2 separate regions of the Mus musculus genome follow, and region 1 is linked to region 2. Evidence: chromatin loops called from intact Hi-C (ENCODE). Cell type or tissue: heart. All regions are shown on one strand. Links, peaks and the distances in the headings refer to the core of each region. The heading gives the core; the rest is flanking DNA.

Region 1 (10,603 bases), core at 1,124-9,123, 220 kb before region 2:
TCCTACAATAAAATTTAACAAATAAAACTCAAGGTTTGATAGCGCCTAAAAAAATCTTACTAAGCTGGGCGTGGTGGCGCACGCCTTTAATCTCAGCACTCAGGAGGCAGAGGCAGGCAGATTTCTGAGTTCGAGGCCAGCCTGGTCTACAAAGTGAGTTCCAGGACAGCCAGGGCTATACAGAGAAACCCTGTCTCAAAAAAAAACAAAAAAACAAAAAACAAAACAAAACAAACAAACAAAAAAATCTTACTGAAGGGGCTGGAGAGATGGCTCAGTGGTTAAGAGTACTGACTGCTCTTCCAGAGATCCTGAGTTCAGTTCCCAGCAACCACATGGTAACCATCTGTAATGAGATCTGATGCCCTCTTCTGAAGACAGCTACAGTGTACTCATATACATAAAAATAAATCTTAAAAAAAAATCTTACTGAAGCCAGGACTTTTATCTCAGAACTCAGAAGGCATTGGTAGGTCCGTTTCCCCACCTCTCCCAAAAAGGGGATGGTGGTGGTGACGGTGGTGGGTAGTCTCACTGAAATTATAGCAAGCCAACAAATGTGAACACTCTCATATGCTTTTCATAAGCTTACAAAAAGTAGTTCATAGTTTGTGGGAAACAGTACTCCTAAAAGCATAGGTTAATGGACCAGATGATAGATGGATACATCGTGGTAATGATAAAGCAATGGGAGGAGGAGACAAATAGAAAGTGGAATAAACAGGACCTCAGCTAGGGGTCAAAAACCAGGACTAACGACACATGCCACAACTTTGACTCTGGCCCGAGCTGCCCAAGTAATAAGCCAAGCGGGGCTGCATTCCACTTGGCAGCTCCGCTCCTTTATCTGTATGTACTTGACACGGGTTCCTCTCCAACACACCCTGCAATCTCAAATCCTCCACCCGAGCCAGCATCAGGCTGTGCACACTCCCATCTCTGAGCAGTCTCTATTTTAAGTGTGTGACCGATTTATTCAGATATGAAGAACAGAAAGGCCGATCTGGTCTGAACTGGTTTTTGTCTTGCGAAGAACCAATGCTGCCTTCTGCACACATTTATTGGGAGAGCTTGATTGTAGAGGCGAAAAGACCTCGAGCCCAGAACTGGTGCTGCTTTTATAGGCCTAGGAGGGGCGTGTCTCACACCCGGATTGGTTATGCACTAAGCCTTATTTGCATGTTCCTCATCTGATTGGCTACTCTCTCTCAGTACCTTACAGAACCTCATTATCATACCTCATTTGCATGTCTCACATCTGATTGGTTATACTCTCAGTACCTTACAGAACCTCATTATCATACCTCATTTGCATGTCTCACATCTGATTGGTTATACTCTCAGTACCTTACAGAACCTCATTATCATACCTCATTTGCATGTCTCACATCTGATTGGTTATACTCTCAGTACCTTACAGAACCTCATTATCATACCTCATTATCATGCCTGGGCCAGGCAGTGTTTTTGCAAAAAACTTTACTGCATATGTACACATTGGTTGTTTGTCCAATCTTATGCATGGTGGCCATCAGTAGTCAGTGCCACTCAGCAACGGCACATGTGGCTTCCCACATTTTGGATGATGTGAGGCAGAACAAACTATCTACAGAACTCTCCACGAGAATCCTCTATTAACTTATGCATAGTTGTGTGTGCAAACTAGATGCAGATACCTGTCAATGCAGGGCCTAATCTACCAATCACAACAGACAACCACCAACTACAGCCCGGAGTAATCAGCCTGTCCTCAAGACCCAAGAAAGACAGACCCCAGAGTGCATTCTGGGTCCTTGAGTGCCCTCACTCATGTGATCTACTGTCAATTATAACCATGTATCTTCTGTAAAATGTATTATTGCTTGGCTTCAAGTAAAGTTTATCTTTTTTTTTTTTTTTTTTTTTTTTTTGCAAATCAATCTGTGCCCAGAAATCTCTCTCTCCCACAGGCTCACACTTGGTTCCTAACTGTTTTGTTTGGTGTGTTTATTTATTTATTTATTTGGTTTTTTGAGACAGGATTTCTTTGTATAGCCCTGGCTGACCTGGTACTCACTCTATAGATCCGGCTGGCCTCGAACTCAGAAATCCACCTGCCTCTGCCTCCCAAGTGCTGGGATTAAAGGCGAGCGACACCATGCCTGGCCTCTCTAGCTGGTTTTGCTGTTGGGAGAAGTAGTGGAAACTTTAGTGGGTAGAGTCTCTCTACAGGAAGTACAGCACTCTGGTGGGCTTTGAGAGTTTAGAGCTTGCCCCACACCAGTTCTCACTCTGCTTCTGCAAGCTGTTGTGGGTTGTGACATCTAAGTGATGTCTGATCTGGGGGACCACCTGCTGCCGTGCCTCCTTCCCACTATGAACTCTCGCTCTGGAACTGTAAGCCAAAATCAATGCTTCTTTCTGTATGTCATTCTTAGTCATGGCGCCTCCTTCTTCAGTTCTTTGGATAAGAGGCCTTGTCCCTACCCATGCAACCCCAACTGCTAGTGACACTTACATCATGTAAGAGCCCCAGGGATCAAACACTGGATGTCAGGCTTGGTAGCAAGCACCTTTACAGGCTGAGCCCTAGAGCCCTTTTCTGCTGTTACGAGTCAGTTTGTGTATCTCAGATTGGCCTTGAACTCCTGACCTTCCAACTCTATGTGCCAAGCTGTGGGGTGACTGGCCTATCCCACCAGCTCAGTCAGTTGTTTCTAGTTTCTTCCTCTAAGATGTCTTTAGGAAGATAAGCACTATCACTATAGCAACCTTGGCTTCTTGGATTATTTTGAAATTACCCAACTCTGAGTGAACAGGAAAAGCAAACTAGACCCCTGGGTCAGGGGCTTCTGTCACTCCAAGGTCGCCTCAATTTTCTGCCTTTTTACAGTGCCTCAAAGTGATACCTAAAGCTAGGCATGGCAGTACACACCTTTAGTCTTAGTTTCAGCACTTGGCAGGCAGAAGCAGGTAGATCTTTATGAGTTCAAGGCCAGTTGGGTCTACATAGTAAGTCCCAGGACAGCCAGGGCTACATAGGTCCTGTCTCAAAAATATAACAACAAATAATAATAACAATAACAGTAATAATAATAATAAAACTAATATTACAGCAATATAAGACCAGCAGTGCCCTATTTTACCTCATTATCATGTAAAACAGTGTTTTGTTTTGTTTCCTACCGTGTAAAATGGACCAAGATTCCATTTTACAAGCAGCCTGTGTCTCCACCTTGAGGGTAGAAGTAAACTGTATTCCTCAGTGGACCCAAACTCCTATTTGCTCGGCACCACTCATCGGCAGAGATTGATAAACGACTTATTCCTGAGAACAGAGGATGCTACCTCATAAACTTATTGGGAATGAACTGAGAACAAGCCCAAGAACTTATCAGATACTGCAGACCAAGGAGAAGCTCTAACTCTCTCATCCAGACCCCATAAAGTGAAGATGGCTCCCAACACTAGCCTCAAATACATCATGACAATCCTCCTGCCTCAGCCTCCAGAGTGATATAATTACAGGCAGGCACCACATCCAACCTTATTATTGTCTGGGTTTTTGTTTGTTTTGTGGGTGTGTTTTGTTTCGTTGAGAGATGATCTATTATTGGAGCAGAGGTTTGTCTTGAACTCCTGGTCGTCTTGCGTCCTCCAGAGTACTTTGACCACAGCCTTAACTATCTTTTTCTCGAACAATGTCTTTTTTTTCTCAAATGTGCATTTCTCTAACCTTAGTCTCCCAAATTTTGGAATAGCAAGTATGAGCCACCGTGCTCAGCCATTAGTAAGTGCTTCTTAGACAGGGTCTCAGGTAGCCCAGGCTGGCCTCAAGCTCCTAATCTTATATCCTCCACCTCCTGTGTATTGAGATGAAGAGCTGTACCATTATGTCTGCTTTAATAAGCTAAGTAAAACATTTCTAGAATCTGGGTCTTAGGTTCTCTTCCAAAGAAATGGGAGAAATTGCCGGGCATGGTGGTGCATGCCTTTGATCCCAGCACTCGGGAGGCAGAGGCAGGAGGATTTCTGAGTTCGAGGCCAGCCTGGTCTTCAGAGTGAGTTCCAGGACAGCCAGGGCTACACAGAGAAACCCTGTCTCGAAAAACCAAAAAGAAAAAAGAAAAGAAATGGGAGATAATTTTCCACATATAGAAAAAGGAAATGACAAGTGTCCGTCAGTGGCTCACCTTGAGCAAAACTGAGAGCCCTGAGCTAAGAAGTGATCAACATGAACCGTTTTTTTCCAATTCACTGGACTCCTAAGGCGCCAGAGGAACCAAAACAAAATGAGCCTCTGGGCCCCGCCTCCTCTGGGCCCCGCCCCCTCAGGGCCCCGCCCCAGCGGGACTCTGCAGAGCCCAAACTTCGCGAGAGTTGCTGGCCGGGTCAAATCCCCGCCCACCCACTGCTCGTGGTAGCAGGCCGCATGCGCAGCTTCTTAACGGCGCGTCTTGCCGGAAAGATGGAGTGTCCTGCGCCCGATGCTACGGATGCTGCGGACCCTGGAGAAGCCGGACCGTACAAGGGCTCCGAGGAGCCGGAGGGTCGGGAACCGGACGGAGTGCGCTTTGACCGCGAGAGGGCGCGTCGCCTGTGGGAAGCTGTGTCCGGTGCGCAGCCGGCGGGGAGGGAGGAAGGTGAGTCGGGGGCTCCGGGGTTGGCGGCTGGACCGAGGCGGGATGGGATGGCCCTGCCTCCTGTCACTCCCCTGGCGCCCGCCAGCCTCTGCACGACGTTCCGGAGCTGCGAGCTCGCTCTCGCGAAGGGTGCTGGACCTAGTAACTCGTTACCCTGCGGAATTTGTCCGTCCTCCTTTCCAGGGCGTTCACTTGCGAACAGTTTCCCCCCATTCTAGGTCTTGTCCTCTTAGACAGCGACAGGACTTTCCCAGCCTGACTCGTAGGCGAGCCAGCCCCCGTCCCTGTCTGTCTTTAATTCCACAACTCCACATTGCTTCTCTTTCCTCTCAAAGCCCTATGGTTCTGACAGATCCGAATAGCTTTATTTAATTTACTTCATTATTATTACATTTATTTTGCGACGCCTCTCACTGTTCCAACTCGTGGTGGACCTCCTGCCCTCATCCTTCCTAGTGAGAGGGAGGACCAACGTGAGCTCTGGAAGGTCTTCTTGAATCCCAGCTCCTGGGCTTGATGACTGCGTCCTGGTTTGCCATGTTTCTTCCTTGGTAGACTTGGCTGGCCTTGAACTTGCATGGGTCTCCCTGCCTCAGTGTGGGCATCGCTGGCTTGCACCACTATGTCCTTCAAAACCGTATTTCTGTGTCTGTTGCCAACAGCTTTTTCCACTGAGGAGGCCCAGGAGGCGGGGAAGCTTAGGTATTCATCTTGCCTCTGACTGCTTCATCTCACACTCGATGCAGAGTTGTGGAGAACAGTGTATACTCACTCAGGGTGCACTTCTGGGCAGAACCTTACCAGATGGCTCTGTTTGAACCAAAACTGGGTGGGTAACAAGGATACTAGAGGAGTGCAGGGCGAGCTGGCCTCTTTCTCTTTTCAGAGTCCCTTCCCGAGCTAGCTACTTAATACTAACCCAAATGTACAAGAACTGTTATCTGGGTTTCTGTGCTAACCTATCAGGTCCCTGCAGAGAAGTCTTTCCCTGGTTATTTTGCTTGCTGAGCAGACTAATCTTGGGAAGTTTAATGTGTTTGTGAACTGCTTGCCCTGGATAAAATTGGGATTTTTTTTTTTTTTTACCATATTAAAGGGAGATATATTTAAATTTTTAATATGTTTTTATTTTATGTGATGAGTGTTTTGCTTGCATGTATGTGTATATGAATGACAGGTACCCAAAGATATAAGAAGAAGGTATCATATCCCCCGAAACTCGAGGTACCATTATAAGCTACCATGTGGGTGTTGAGAACTGAACCCCTGGTTCTCTACAAAAGCAGTACATGGCCTTAACCACTGAACCATCTCTCTGACCCCAAGATACGTCGAATTTAAGTGTATGCATCCCCAATCTAATACTGTTAAGTCTGGCTCCTAATAAATGTATATGCCATTTCTGAGTCTCTACTTTTGTACTTTTAAACATTTTTTTGAGCCAGTTGTGGTAGCAGATACATGTCATTTTCAGCACTCAAGTGGTTGAGATAGGATCAAGAATTCAAGCCAGCTTCAGCTATATACTGAGTTTGAACCAGGCAGTTCTGGCACATGCGTTTAATCCCAGCACTTGGTTGAGTCTCTTAGTTCGAGGGCAGCCTGGTCTACAGAGACAGTTCCAGAACAGCCAGAGCTACACAAAGAAACTGTCTCAGGGAGGGAAAAAAAGTTTGAGAGAAGCATGGGATAAATAAGACTCTTGCCTCAAAAAAAATTGTAGTACAAAGTTGTCTCCTTGACCCAGATTTCCTTTCATGAATTTGACATTCCCAGGGCCAGCTGGACCTCAGAGCCTTAGGGATGAAGACGATGCTGTTCTTACTCTGGAGTAGCTTGCAGTCCGTCCTGGAGGCAAACACCAAAACAGTTGTATAACTTTCGTTTTTTAAATTTTACTTTTAATGATGGTTCTTAAATGTTTTAACCTCCCTTGTAACCCACCACCCACCAAAGGTAGTGGAAAAGAAAGGATACAGGGGAAGTGGACGGGTTTAGAAAGGTTCTTTGGAACAACGCCTGTCTATGTTATCTGGAAATCAGCAGTTCAGTTCACAGGTTAGCAGTCGACAGCAGCTCAGTCCACTTGCAAACACGTCATGGATACACCAGCCTTCCAGTCTGGTAGAGTCGGGTTAGCAACTGTGGTGACACGACCTAGCAGAGACAGCCAGGCCTCAGCCTCGGCTCGAGTCAGCAGGAGGGACAGCAGGGACACCAGAAGTTCTCAGCTGTGCCTCTCTCAGGGAATCGAAGATCAGTGAAGACAAGAGACCTACAAACATTGCAGCTTAGCTGTGCCAGCAAGCCAAGCTCTGTCTCCATCACTTGATAGAGTCCTATTTATAGCCTCCCAACATCATGTGTCCTCCACGTGCCTTGCCTCAGCACGTGCATCCAAGCAGCCAGAGTCTGAGGAGTCCTGACAGATGCAGCTCAACTACACAGTGTAAGGCCGACCAACACATGTGAGTCATTAGCAAAGAATCTTTCATCATGAGTCCTTTCACGTGCTTGCTTTAGCTGAACATCCTCTCTACTGTGTCTGCTTCAGCAAAATGTTCCTTCACGAGTCTGCCTTAGCCTTTCACCTGTGTCCACTTCAGGAAAACACTCCTTCATGTGTTTGCCCCAGCAAGACACTATGCGACACAACTAACTCCAAAGAACCCTTAAATTCCCACTTCACAGTTATTGTATAATGTAAGGGGAGAAGGGAAGAGGGGTGCCTCAGAATAGGAGATGCAGCAAAGGGCAGTGGCCTTGGGGAAGTGTGCCCTGGACCTTAAAGCAGAGAACACAGCAGCTGCTTACATACATGTGAGCATAATAATTAGTGCTCAGTTCGTGTCCCTGTTGAAAGTTCTCCAGTCACACTTAGATACCTCCAGCACTTACATTCTAATTATAAAATGTGTGTGCCCATGTCAGAGTACATACAGATGTGTTAGATCCCTTGGAACTGGAATTATAGGCAGTTGTGAACCAACATGAGAGCTGTGAACCAAACTCAGGTCCTCTAGAAGAAAAAAAAGCACATGTTCTTATTGGCTAATCATCTCTGCAGCCCCAACTCAGTGACTTTTTTCTTTTTTTTTTTTAGATTTATTTATTTTATGTATGTGAGTGCACACTGTAGCTGTACAGATGGTTGTGGTTGTTGGGGATTGAATCTTTAGGACCTCTGCTTGCTCCGATCAACTCCACTCACTCAGTCCCTATGTGCTCAGGCCCAAAGGTTCATTTATTATTATACATAAGTACACTGTAGCTGACTTCTGGCACACCAGAAGAGGGCGTCAGACCTCATTACAGGTAGTTGTGAGCCACCATGTCTTTGCTGGGATTTGAACTCAGGATCTTCAGAAGAGCAGTCTGTGCTCTTACCCGCTGAGCCATCTCGCCAGCCCCTGACTTTTTTTCTTATGTGTATTTAGAGAGTATGTGGTACCATGGTGTGTATGGAGGTCAGAGAACAACTTGCAGGAGTTGGTTTTCTCCTTTCCCAATGTGGGTCCTTGAAGATGTTACATTGGCTGACTTGGAACACTCTGGGTAGACCAGGCTGTGGCCTCAAACTCACAGAATGCTGGGATTAAAGTCATGCACCACCATGTCTGGCTATCTTCTTTATTTCTTCTTACATTTATGTATAAGTGTGTGGGCATATGGGTGTCCTAGCACTCCTGTGGAGATTAGAAGACAGCCTGGGGTAATCAGTGCTTTCCTTCTACGGTGTGGAGCTCAAGGATTGAACTCAGCAGTTCAGATCAGCCTTGGCGGCAGCACCCAGCCCACTGAGCCATGTCACCAGCTCTTGTGTGTGTTTATAAACAGTGCCTTTTGAAGCACAATCAGCTTCTAGTGCACGAAAGAGCGTGTGGTGCTTGTTTTCTTTGCCTGTCTGCTCTCACTTAAAATCATACCCTGCAGTTCCATTCATTTTGCTGCAAATGACATATTCCACCGTCCTTTGTGGCTGTATAGTATTCTACTGGATATCCGTACCGTGTTGTCTATATTCTTTTTATTTTGTTTATTTGTAAGTGCACACTGAGTGTGGACATGGCCTAGCTGCTGAGGCGGTTTGACACAGGTGCAGGAGCACTCTCCTTTGGTCAAGTGGGCTGCAGGAATCAAACTCGGAGTCTTGATAGGCAACGGGTGCCTTTGTCCCCTGAGCCAAACCATCAGTCTCACGTCTGTGCTCATTCTTGTGACTGACTTCATAGTTCAGATGGCCAGTTGAGCTACTTCACACATGGTCAGGCAGAGGTCTCAACATGCTAGTTTAGTTCATTTTTTTAAAGTTTATTTAATTGTTTCCAACAACTCTTGTTGGCATTTTGTATCAGAATAGTTGTACTTGGAGCTGGAAAGATGGCTCAGTAGGTAAGAGCCTGTCTTGCTCTTCCAGAGGGAGGCAAATGTAGTTACCAACAACCACATCATGTGACTCTCAACACAATTAAAAATAGCAAAAACCAATCTTAAAAAGAAAACAGGCCGGGCGTGGTGGCGCACGCCTTTAGTCCCAGCACTTGGGAGGCAGAGGCAGGCGGATTTCTGAGTTCGAGGCCAGCCTGGTCTACAAAGTGAGGTCCAGGACAGCCAGGGCTATAAAGAGAAACCCTGTCTCGAAAAACCAAAAAAAAAAAAAAAAAAAAAAAAAAAAAAAAGAAAACAGTTGCTCTGTGAGGTTCTAGTTCTCTGGCCCCAAAGAGACCAGCAGAGAGAAAAACACAAGTCAGGATGTCCACTCATAGGCTCAAAACCTTACCTGTCAGTGGCAATTGAGAGAAGCTATGGAAGACCAGAGTATGCCAGCCAACAGACTAAAGAACTCTCATAGCCAGTTATGGTGGCCAGAGTAAAATCCCTCCCAAAACAAAGTTTCAAAATCATGTAAAAGTTTAAAGAATTAAGGTTTAGAGCTGGAGAGATGGCTCAGTGGTTAAGAGCACTGACTGCTCTTCCAGAGGTCCTGAGTTCAATTCCCAGCAACCACATGGTGGCTCACCACCATCTCTAATGGGATCTGATGCCCTCTTCTGGTGTGTGTCTGAAGACAGCTTAAGTGTATTGTATTGTATATAAATACAATAAAAATTAAGTTTTATATATGAACCATGCAAGACTTCTTAGCACTGATGCAAAGCCCAGCAATGACACTGCAGTTGCACAAAGTGGAGGGGTGGGTTCCATGCTGCTAAATCAGTGGCAGAAAGGCTCCCACTCCTTCCCCCTGCTTGGTCTGTCTGTATGTGTGTCTTTCTCTCCCTCCCTCCATCTGTCTTCGCCCTCCCCAACTGTCTCTCTTTCTCCCCACCCCCACCCATGTGTATGTCTGTCTGTCCCAGAAGGAGAGCACTTAGTGCCTCGGCATTAAGGGACACGTGGTCCATTTTGTGAGCAGGGAACAGGGTAGAGATGAGTAAAGTTCTGTCTTGGAGCTGGGCTGAGTGGTAAGAAGCTCACCTGACATTCACAGGACCCTAGGTGTTGGGAGGTAGGGTATCAGCTGGTCTAACCATCTTGACTTGGTTGCATCTGATGAAAAAAGAGAAAAGTAAAGATGAAGTTATTCAAATACACCTAAAACTGAAAGCCTCACAGCTGGGTATGGTTCTTGGTTTGGTCAGTTTCCTACACTCTTCCTGTTCAGTAGGACTCCACAGCACAGTGAGGTTTCCTATAGCAGGAGATTTCCTAGGCTCTACTGGCTCTCAGCAATGCAGACGGATGCTTGTGGAGAGCCAGCCGTATACACTAACCTGAAAGTTACCATCCAAAAGTGAGGGATCAGATTGCCGCTTTCCCACTTTGCAATTACTTGGAATGGTTGTTATAGCCAGATGGTGCCCCATACCTTTAATCCCACACTAAGGCATAAGCAGGCAGATCTCTGTGAGTTCAAGGCTAGCCTGGTCTACATAGCAAGTTCCAGGGCTACATAATAGGCTAGAAAATTGGCTCAACAG
Region 2 (10,603 bases), core at 1,009-9,008:
CCCACCCCCGGGCTCTTCACCCTGATGCTGCACGGGTGCTGAGCCCGTCCGGGTCGGGACGATGGTGAAGTATTTCCTGGGCCAGAGCGTGCTCCGAAGTTCCTGGGACCAAGTGTTCGCCGCCTTCTGGCAACGGTACCCGAATCCCTATAGGTACGTGGCGTTGGGTAGAGCGAGTCGCCTTCCTCTCTTCTTCTGGAGATCGCACCGTAGGCTGTCCTTCAATAGTGGAGTTTGAAAGACTGGACAGAGTCCGATGTGGGCTATCTGCGGAACTGTGGCCACAGTTATAGCACAAAATCCTTATAGGATTAGAATCAGTCCAAGCCTCCAAAGTCCTCGAAGAAGATTGTCTAGTTTGTGATTTATATTGGGCTCTAGATTTCTATTTTGCAGTCCAAAGGTGGTTGGACAGGAAGAGGCGGCAGCACGGGAGTTGAGCGGTATTTCGGGGCCAGAAATCCTGAGGATGGTTTGCTTACCTGCTGCTGGCGCTCTCTAGTGGTATAATTCTTGAGATTTTGCTCGCTTTGGAGAGCCACAGAATCCATGTCGGGTGGAGGAGGGAGTTGGAATTTGCCCGGGGATAGGTTCAGTGTACTCTAATTCTGAACCCGGGCACAGATCACAGATTGCAGGCAGCCATGACCTGGAGGCGCTAAATAGGAACCAGTAGACATGCTGTCAAGAGCAGGCTCCTGAGAATCATCTTTAACTCTTGCAGCAAACATGTCTTAACCGAAGACATAGTGCACCGGGAGGTGACCCCCGACCAGAAGCTACTGTCCCGGAGACTCCTGACCAAGACCAACAGGATGCCACGTTGGGCAGAGCGACTGTTTCCTGCCAACGTTGCTCACTCCGTGTACATCCTGGAGGACTCTATTGTGGACCCCCAGAATCAGACCATGACCACCTTCACCTGGAACATCAACCATGCCCGGCTGATGGTGAGACTTCCTTTGCTCCCTCAAAATAGTTGCCCTTCAGATTTCAGGCAAGAGAGTTGTGGGAACTTCTGTGGCCAGAGGCAGGCCTAAAATACCAATGAGCTGCATCTCTAGAGTTCTGCCCTTAGATTGGTCTACCCTTTCGATTGGTCAGATTCTCTGGGACTGTCCCTTGGCTCTCAGATGGTGGGGAAAGACACCCCTGTTCTTTTTTTCTTTTTTTTTTTCCCCGAGACAGGGTTTCTCTGTGAAACTCTGGCTCTCCTGGAACTCATTTTGTAGACCAGGCTGTCCTCGAGCTTAGAAATCTACCTGCCTCTGCCTCCCAAGTGCTAGGATTAAAGGCGTGCACCACCAACCACTGCCCGGCTGACACCCCTTTTCAAAGCTTGTTACAAGTACTGTGCGCAGAGCAGTCAGTTGGTGACATGCATGCATGCATACATATGGGGGGGGGGGTGGCTTTCAGGAATGATGCTGATCGAGAAAGGGAGGCTGTGGCTTCCCTGTTGGAGTCACATCAAGTGGAGATAACTGGGGTGTGCCTCGGTTTGTGCATGAGATTTGAGGAAGTGCATTATATGGATCTTGTATGCTTTGGAAGGCTTGAAAACCCATGTTTGGGAATGTTCACACAGTGTGAATAACCTTCGAGCTTCTAGATGATTCTTTCTCGGCTTCTGTAAGCCTGAGAGGTGGAAATTGTGCGTTTCAAAAAAGAAAAACTTTATATAAAGATGTGCCACTCACAATCCGTGAGTAAGGCACCTTTTCCTGCCCAGCACTGTCTGAAGTCACCTCAGCTGAGAGCTCTGCTTGGTAGATATCACATTGACAAGTTTGTGACTACTTCACATTCTTCAGGAGGCTGCCGCTCCCTTTGTTAATGAAAGCTGTCATTTTTGGAGTGTGTGCGCGTGCTTGCGCACACACACAATACCAGGAAGTTCAAAGAGGAGAGGGTAGAAGGCAGACGAGAAACACTGCTCACATCTAGATCCAGAGGCCCCAAGATCGGGTTGGAATAGCAACTGATCCCAAGAAACTGTTCTACTTGGAAGGGTCAACAGAGAGGTAATGGAGGCAGAGCAGCCTCCCTCTGGGCCCAGGATACATAACGGGAAGAACTTTGTCATTGCTTCCCCTTGTGAAGGAGACAGGGACAGTAGCATGGTAGAGACAGGGTGTGAGCGTGCAAGTGAGCAGAGCATAGGGTGCTTCTTTGAGGTGCTCAGCCCAACTTCCCTTGAAGGTGGTGGAGGAACGATGTGTTTACTGTGTGAACTCTGACAATAGCGGCTGGACCGAAATCCGTCGGGAAGCCTGGGTCTCCTCTAGCTTATTTGGCGTCTCCAGAGCTGTCCAGGTAAGAGGCTGCAGGGCGGGCAGGGCGGGGCTCGGCTCTGGGTCATTGAGTAACTCTCCCATCCTTCTCCCTCTCCTGCCAGGAATTTGGTCTTGCCCGGTTCAAAAGCAATGTGACCAAGACAATGAAGGGCTTTGAATACATCCTGGCCAAGCTACAAGGTGAGGGCCCTGGACACTGTGTCAGGAGTTGGAGAAACCCTCACTCCCAGTAGCCTTGACCAATGAGACTCCTAAGTGTGCCTATGAAGGATGGGTGGGAGGGTCAAGAAACAGGACACCAACTTCATTCCTAAGAACCCATCAACAATGGCTGCTGTGATTGACCAGGGCTTGGGTGGGTCTTCCAGGCATTGTCTGAAGCTAGACCCTGTCGTTTGCCACAGGTGAGGCCCCTTCCAAAACCCTTGTTGAGACAGCCAAAGAGGCCAAAGAGAAAGCAAAGGAGACCGCACTGGCAGCTACAGAGAAGGCCAAGGACCTGGCCAACAAGGCCGCCACCAAGCAGCAGCAGCGGCAGCTCGTATAACTCGCTTCCTCTCCCTCTCCCCAGTGTACGTGATTATTAAAGAGCAACCTGCAGCCCTCTCTGCTGTCTGGGGTGGTGGGTCAGGGCCCTGTCCTGGTCAGCATCTGCACCACACCCAGCTCTGTCTGCCGGGCAGAGGGGTGCAGTGACTTGCCCAAGGTCACAGCAGTGCGCAGGTGATAGACTGTACGCTCCAAGAGGGCAGGGCTCCTTGTTTTATTCTCTGCTGTGTCCCAAGTACCCTGAACAATATTTAGCACATAACAGGCACTCAATAAACACATGATTTGATTAGCCCCAGTTCTGGAGTCAGATAGCTTTGGTTTGAATCAGGAGCTCAGGCACGTCACACACTCTGCCTCAGCATCAGGACCACAGAGCATCCTCCACGCTGTCAGATGTGCACTGCCTTCACAAGACCCTTTTTGCCAGCTACTGACCTTATTTCCTCTCTTCCAGTTGTGGCAGGGACTTCATCTCATCGGGGCAAAACCATGGACAGGAACTTACAAAAGAGGATTTTAATGAAAATACTGTGCAGTATATACGGGCAGAGGCCTGGGGCTTTGCCCAGGAACAAGAAGTTTTGAGGCTTCCTGTCCCTGTGGGGAGCAGCAAAGCAGGGCCAAGTGCTACATGAAATTCCCTGGGGGATGGGGAGGGTGGCCCAAGCTCAAGCTGTGCAGCAGAGTCTGGAGTCTGCTCCCACACCTTGGCTTTAGTCTCTTCAACATGTGGCTCTAAGCCAACTTGTGTGGGGGCCACTGACTGGCAGGCTCAGTCCAAGGAGAGTACAGGCCGCAGTGGGCATCATAGCCAGGCGCAGGTGCTGTGTGAGTAGCTGTGCTCCCGCCCAGCGCTGAAGCTCTGTAGGAGCTCTGTTTCAGTCCCAAACACCAGGCTCTCCACATCCACCTCCAGATCCTCTGCAAGGAGAAGCCAGTCTGCTCGCCCCAGCGGTCCACTCGCCCCAGCCAGCCACGCTCCCCACTGGCCCCGCCCCCCGCCCCAGCCTCGCCCCTCCCAGGGTGTGCACCCACCTTGGTCTGAGTCTGAGCGCTCAGAGGACAGGCCTGAAGAGTCCAAGCTGTCTGCCCTCAGCCGCTCTCGCTCCCTAGCTCCTGGCAGCCCCTGGAGCTGCTCCAGCTGCTGCTGCAGGCTCTGCTGTTTGCTGCGAAGCTTTTCCTTGAGCCGCCGGGCTTGCTGCTCCTGCTCCTCCAGCTTCTGTAGAACCCACGGGGGCAGGGAATAGGGTCAGCTGCCCAGGGTCTACAGAGAGGCAGCCATGGAACGAACCCCATCCAGGGTGGCTTCATGACCTTCAGAGGCCACCACCTCCTGCCCTTCAATATACAAAGAACTGTCTAGATGAGTACGGACCATAGGGTACCCCCATCTCAAGTGTCTTTAGAGCCTAGTCACATAATCCAATGGAGAATATAATGTCAGTACAAACTTGGGGACTGTAGCATCCTGACAAGTAAAACTGAAGGATGTGGCCACACTTAGGTTTCCATCCACTGCTACCTGTGGTCAGACCCAGCACACTATCTGGTGGTCTCTTTCCATTTCTTTTTTTTTTTTTGGTTTTTCGAGACAGGGTTTCTCTTCTCTGTGTAGCCCTGGCTGTCCTGGAACTCACTTTGTAGACCAGGCTGGCCTCAAACTCAGAAATCCGCCTGCCTCTGCCTCCCAAATGCTGGGATTAAAGGCGTGCGCCACCACTGCCTGACCTCTTTCCATTTCTTTACACTTGATTGTTGGACTATAGACTCACTGGGCTGAAGCCTGCATGCAGATAATAAGAAAGACACAGCAAGCCGGGGGTGGTGGCGCATGCCTTTAATCCCAGCACTCGGGAGGCAGAGGCAGGCAGATTTCTGAGTTCTGGTCTACAGAGTGAGTTCCAGGACAGCCAGGGCTATACAGAGAAATCCTATCTCAAAAAAAACCAAAACAAAAAAAAAAAAAGAGAGAGAGAGAGAGACAGCAGCTGGAGATGCAGCTCAGGGGTAAGGTGTGCCTAGCACGTGCAAGGCCTTAGGTTTGATCTTTAACCCGTACAAATGATTTAAAGCAAGGGGGGAATAAGCCAGAACACTCAGCACAAGGTACAGAAAGGTGCATGTCCTCACCTAGACTAAACTACGGGGCTGGGTACCATCAAGGCAGAGGGACCCCGGGAAGCTCTTTGTCTCTGGTAGGCCAAGAGAGAAGCTTTTACAAGCTGTCACGGGACCACTTGGAGCCCAGGAAAGCAAGGCCGCATTAGGGATGCTTGAGTTTCACAGGAAGCAGGAAGTGAGGCTGTGTCCCTTCAGGGATCCCAGCTAGAGCTGGCCTCAGCACATGCAGAATAGCAGGCAGCCTGGTGGAAGGACCACTCAGGAGATGCTGCCCAAGGAAAGGGCTAATGCCCAGGTGCCAGCCCCTCTGGGTAGCACGCTCATCTACTTGAAAATGAGGTCAGACAAGCTCATGGGAGAAATGTAAGCCTACGTGAGAACCAGGTCACTTGGAGGTGAAGGCAGGCATGTATGTGACAGTGCAAATATGTGCTGAATAGCAATGGCACTGACTGCCCTGGCCCTTGAATAGAACCTAACAGAGCCGTGTATGATAAACGCTGATAAACAGGTCAGGCATTGATTGATTCTGCCCCTCATCTGCTCTCAGAGGTGTGTGTGTGTGTGTGTGTGTGTGTGTGTGTGTGTGTGTGTGTGTGTGTGCGCGCATGTGCGCGCACATGCGTGCGCACTCTCTCTCTCTCTCTCTCTCTCTCTGTCTGACTCTCATTGTTTCCTTCCATCACATGGGCCCAGAAAGCAGGAAACATCCTCTTCTGTTGCCAAGGCAGCTTCTAACACGCCCACATGGTTGGCACAGCCTAGGCCTTGTTGTCTGCATATCCACTCCTGTCCACCAGGGGGCCTGCAATTCCACCCGAGCAGCAGCAAGGCCAAGTCCAACCAGCTAGTTAATTCACTGTCCTTTGCCTCCAGACCTCCCCTGACTCAACACCACCAGCAGAACCCAAACCAGAAAGCCCTGAGGAGTAAGTCAGGAGGAGAGGCTAGGTACCAGCCCTCTGCGGTCTGCCGAATCGCAGGGCTTAGCACAGTATTTTCACCAGCCGTATACTCCCTGCTGAACCCAACAGGAAACAGACTCATCCAAGGTCTCACAGCTAGGACTTAAGTAATACTACCCACAACAAAAGGAACATTTACAAGGCCTCAGAACAGCCCTGCTGTCTGCTTCTCTTCCATTAGATGGATTCGGGAACAAAACGGGATTGTCTCAAGTCCCACAGAATGGAGGCAGCCCTGCAGCCAGGCCATCCACACCACAAGACCACACTGTCTCCCAAGCAGAGAGACAAGAGACAGCTCCTCACCTGGATATGCACCCTGGCCCGGCGCAGGAGGCTTAGTGTAGTGTATCGGGTACAGTCAACTCCCAGGGGCATCTGCTGCCTCAGTTGCTCTAAGCACCGCTTCAGCTGGGCTCTCCTGCAAGGGAAGGAGTCTGGAGGGCAGTACCAGCCCCACCTCCCTAGCCAGAGGGATGGCAAGGGAGGAAAGGTCTGAGAAAGATGGTCCTTGAGACCGGGAACTGTTGAGAGCCAGGTTGGGACTCACCTGCGCTTCTCCAGCTCGTTGTGCACAGACCTGTGAATGCCAAGGGGATCAAGTGAGGGTACTGTGCAAATCCTCAACCCCAGGCTGTTGTGCAGCTCAGACCTCACTACAGATAGCTGCGCCAAGGAAGCCTTTCGTGAGGGCCTGGGTTCCTTTAGGACACCACACCCCAGGTAGTGACTAAAGGAATCAGACACACACACCAAAAAATACAGGACACTTGCCCAGGTACTTGCGGGGTCTCGCCCCTGACAGCCAGGCAAGACAGGCTCCCTGGACAGATGTGACACTTGATCAAAAAATAAGCCTGTCAGAGAAATCAGTAGAGGGGAAACTATTTTAAAGAAACAGAATATGCAAAAGAACAGAAAAGCAGAAGCCTGTAGTAGAGACAATTCAGGAGTGTGAATGACCTGTGTGATGTGATGTGATGTGTGTGTGTGTGTGTGTGTGTGTGTGTAGAAAAGGCGGATGGAGCAGGGTACCTGGGCCGTGTGTGTGTGTGTGTGTGTGTGTGTGTGTGTGTGTGTGTGTGTAGAAAAGGCGGATGGAGCAGGGTACCTGGGCCAGAAGAACAAACAAGGAAGTGAGAAGAGAGTTAGATGGGACAGCTAAGGACCAGCATCCCTCCCTACACTGCCCCATCCCTGCTCACCGCCCACTGTTCAGCGCGCCAGGAGCTTGCAGGGGTGGCTTCCTCCTCCTGCAGACGGTCCCGGGGCTGTGGTGTGGACACAGGGACGCATAACCGTGCTCTGCCTCTGCCAGAGAGAGAACACAGCAACACAGCCCGTCAGCTGGAGCCCCTGGCACGGCGAAGTCAAGGAAAGGCTTTTGGCGCCAGGACCCTTTCCCCAGTCACTCCCTGCCCGGCTGCCTGCGAACTCCAATAGATGTGCGGGCGGCAGCGCGCCAGCAGCCCTCCAGCCTTGCTCCCTCCAGGTTGGGAGCCAAATTCAGCCCGCGCGCGGGGTCTGTCCTCACCTCTCTCGCGCCTCTCCAGGAACTCCGCTGCCTGCAGCAGGACCTGGATGTTGCTAGCCACGGGTTCCATGTCGGCGACAGCCGACGACCAGCGGGCTAGGGATGCTAGCCCTGTCAGCCGCCTTACCACTTTTGTTTCAATGTAACTGACACGGTGCCACAAGCACAGGGCCCGCCCCGCCCCCGGTCGCCCCGCCCTGGCCCCTCCCCGCCCCGCCCATGGGAACCCCGTCCGCCCCGCCCTGCCCAGCCCAGCCCGCCTCTTCCCGCCCAGGCTGAACTGGGCTGCTGCTCTGCGCTTTAGGGAAGAACCCTCCGCCGGGTCAGGCAGCCCGGACACCGGGCGCTGCAAGCTGCCCCACTCCTGCGACAGGCAATCGCGCCGGTCCTAGCAGGCGCCGGCCTGGGCTACACGTGCGCGCGGGACGCGGCCACATCCTCCGGGCGGGCCGCGAGCCTCGGAGACTGGGTTGGTTGATGCGCGGCCCCGCCTTCTCCCGCCGCGGGGGCCCCGACTCGGGCGGGAAAAGCTGCCGGTTTCAAATTTGAAAACCCGGACGAGGAGGGCGGGGGCGAGCTACGAGAGACGGCGATGCGCACGCGCCTGTGTTGGGGGCGCGGACGCAGGACACGGTACGGGCCGCCCCGTATCTGCCCTTCATTGGTCTTCGAATGGGAATCCCTCCTAGCTCTCCCGTCCTTCGCAGGGAGGTTAATGGCGTCGTGAAAACGTCGGCTGTTGATAGCTTCCCAAGCCAGGGCATGAAACACACTGTCTCACCCTGAGTTCTGGAGCTCCTCAGCGGCCACTGCTAGGTGTGACGACAACTCGCGTACTGTGAGACAGCGTTGCGGTGGTTACAACTAATGCCAGCAAGCAAACATACGTCTCTCATTAGGGCCATTGCAACCAGACAGCCCCTGGGGGGCGGGGTGGCATCTAGAACAAGGCTCTGCTAGCCATCCGGTGGAGGCTCCTGGATAGCCACTAGGGGTAGCCATACCTATGAGTCAGGAATGATGGGGCATTCTGAGAGTCAAGTGGACCAGAGAGGGGGCACTATGAACAGATGGCCTTAGGAAAACACAGTCACGTGCCAATCAGGCCCCTTCGGAAGAGGCTGTCTTCCCAAGGGAAATCGCCTTTTTTTTTTTTTTTTTTTTTTTAAATCCAAGAGTTGCGGCTACTGTGTAACAGTTTGTAGACTGAAAGGCCTGGTGGCTATGGAGAGAGACACCGGAAGGTCTGCCCAGCTCCGGTCAGCAGTCAGGCTCTTGTGCGTTCCCCTTGGAAGAGAAGGAGGAGCGAATTGACACAGGATCTCATGTGCAACAATCTAGCTTCAAACTTGCTATGTAACCCAAGATGGCGACCTCCTGATACTCCTTCCAGTTCCCAAATGTCGGGGTTTCACGCAAGCACCGTGCAGGCACAGACATCATACATCTGCTACCCAGGAGACTGACCTCAGAACAGGACGGAGACAAAAGGTTCTCCAAGGAAAGTTCCAGCAGAGGGAGGAGGCCACATCATCTCAGAATCATCCTAGGAGGTATAGGTAACAGCCTGGCTGAAGGGTGTTGTTAGAAGTCAACCTGGCCTCAGACCTCCCATGAATATGTAGATAGGGCCAGAGCAGGCAGGAGTAACCCTTCCTAGGGGGAAAGGCAAGGTGTGGCGATGAAGCTCTGGCAAGTATCAGGTCCAACAGATACTCCAGTGACCTAAAAGAGCCTCTGTCCCTAGATCACCTGGGTCCTGTGATGTCTGGGGATCCACTTCCCCTTCAGCCACAGTAACTGGAGTGGACTGTCTTTTTGTTGGTTGGTTGGTTGGTTGGTTGGGTTGGGGTGGGGGGCTGTTTTGGGGGTTTTATTTGGTTGTTTGGTTGGTTTTTTGTTTTTTTTTCAGGACAGGGTTTCTCTGTGTAGCCCTGGCTGTCCAGGAACTCACTCTTTAGCCAGGCTGGTCTCGAACTCAGAGGCGGATGCCTGCCTCTGCCTCCCAAGTGCTAGGCTTAAAGGCATGCACCACCACTGCCAGGCTGGAGTGGGCTGTCTTACCTTGTCGCAGTTTGTCAGATAACTAATGTCCAAATGGATTTGTGCCTTAGATCACCAAGGCCTTCCATCTCCTGCTACAGATTGCTCAGGGTATAGTCCTGATGTCTCCCTGTCCCCAGAACCTTTGCAGATGTGGGGACCTGATTAAGAAGCTGAACTCCGGGGCTGGTGAGATGGCTCAGAGGTTAAGAGCGCTGGCTGTTCCTCCAGAGGTCCTGAGTTCAATTCCCAGCAATCACATGGTGGCTCACAACTATCTATACTGGAATCTGATGCTCTCTTCTGGTATGCATGCAGAATACTGTATACATAATGAATATTAAAAAAAAAAAAGACGCTGGACTCCTTCAGTGAGTTCCCCCTTGCTGCAGTAGAACTGATGCCTGGTACAACCTGCGATGGCTCCAACAGCCCTTGGGTTCAAGGGGCTGGGCAGTGCCCCTCCTCTGCCTCGTAGCACACTGATCCTGCCCTCGCCCACTCCCTGCCTATACCAGATGCACTCAAATGCCACATCCTCCAGCAAAGCCCCAGGACTCTCTCCTCCTTTGCACCTTCTAAAAACACCAATGGTCCTGTGTCTCTTGAGGTCACCTCTTCTACCGGATTGTGGCCCAGTAGCAGAGGCACACAGGACTGAGAAAAGCATCCATCCGTGCTGGGGGGACAGAAGCACCCAGCTCGAGGCTACCTGGGAATGTCACCCCAGCCTGTCAGGATAGCACAGGACAGTGGCACCTCCTGCAGCTTTTAACTGTGTCTCTTTCAAGTAGACTTTGATTGTTATTTTTGAGTATTTTGCCTCCATGTATGTCTGTGTACCATGTGTGTACCGGATGCCCTGGAGGCCAGAAGAGTGAGTCAGAATTCCTGGAACTGGAGATACATGTGGCTGTGGGTCACTGCGGATGCTGGGACTCTAACCTAGATTAGATTCTGAAAGAGCATCTAGCTCTTAACTGCTGCTCCATTTCCCTAGCCTGCTGCAGTGATCTTGTTTTTTTAAAAGATTTATTTATTATATGTAAGTACACTGTAGCTATCTTTAGACACTCCAGAAGAGGGCATCA

The links. Peaks named below come from ENCODE experiments on the same cell type or tissue, not always from the same donor. Only the 100,000 strongest peaks of a DNase experiment are listed, where the experiment ranks them.
Region 1: it touches region 2 in a loop (2.1-fold over the local background); 3 of 42 quality-filtered maps call a loop at or near these places.

Annotation. Positions count from the first base shown.
Region 1 is chr13:55,100,897-55,111,499 of GRCm38, forward strand. Zfp346 (zinc finger protein 346) reads left to right here and starts at 4,413. Exons shown (of 7, transcript NM_012017.2): 1 at 4,413-4,622. The coding sequence starts at 4,448. In heart, for the core only: a CTCF peak has its summit at 4,544; DNase peaks (open chromatin) are centred at 4,385, 5,235 and 6,975; H3K4me3 peaks cover 1,689 bases; H3K27ac peaks cover 3,302 bases.
Region 2 is chr13:55,322,129-55,332,731 of GRCm38, forward strand. Prelid1 (PRELI domain containing 1) reads left to right here. Exons shown (of 5, transcript NM_025596.5): 1 at 1-153; 2 at 725-950; 3 at 2,203-2,316; 4 at 2,399-2,477; 5 at 2,702-3,144. The coding sequence starts at 62. The coding sequence ends at 2,844. Mxd3 (Max dimerization protein 3) reads right to left here and starts at 7,603. Exons shown (of 6, transcript NM_016662.5): 1 at 7,470-7,603; 2 at 7,141-7,246; 3 at 6,486-6,515; 4 at 6,242-6,356; 5 at 3,885-4,068; 6 at 3,042-3,770. The coding sequence starts at 7,539. The coding sequence ends at 3,655. In heart, for the core only: CTCF peaks have their summits at 5,768 (motif pointing right) and 8,452 (motif pointing right); DNase peaks (open chromatin) are centred at 5,743 and 7,843; H3K4me3 peaks cover 4,337 bases; H3K27ac peaks cover 2,346 bases.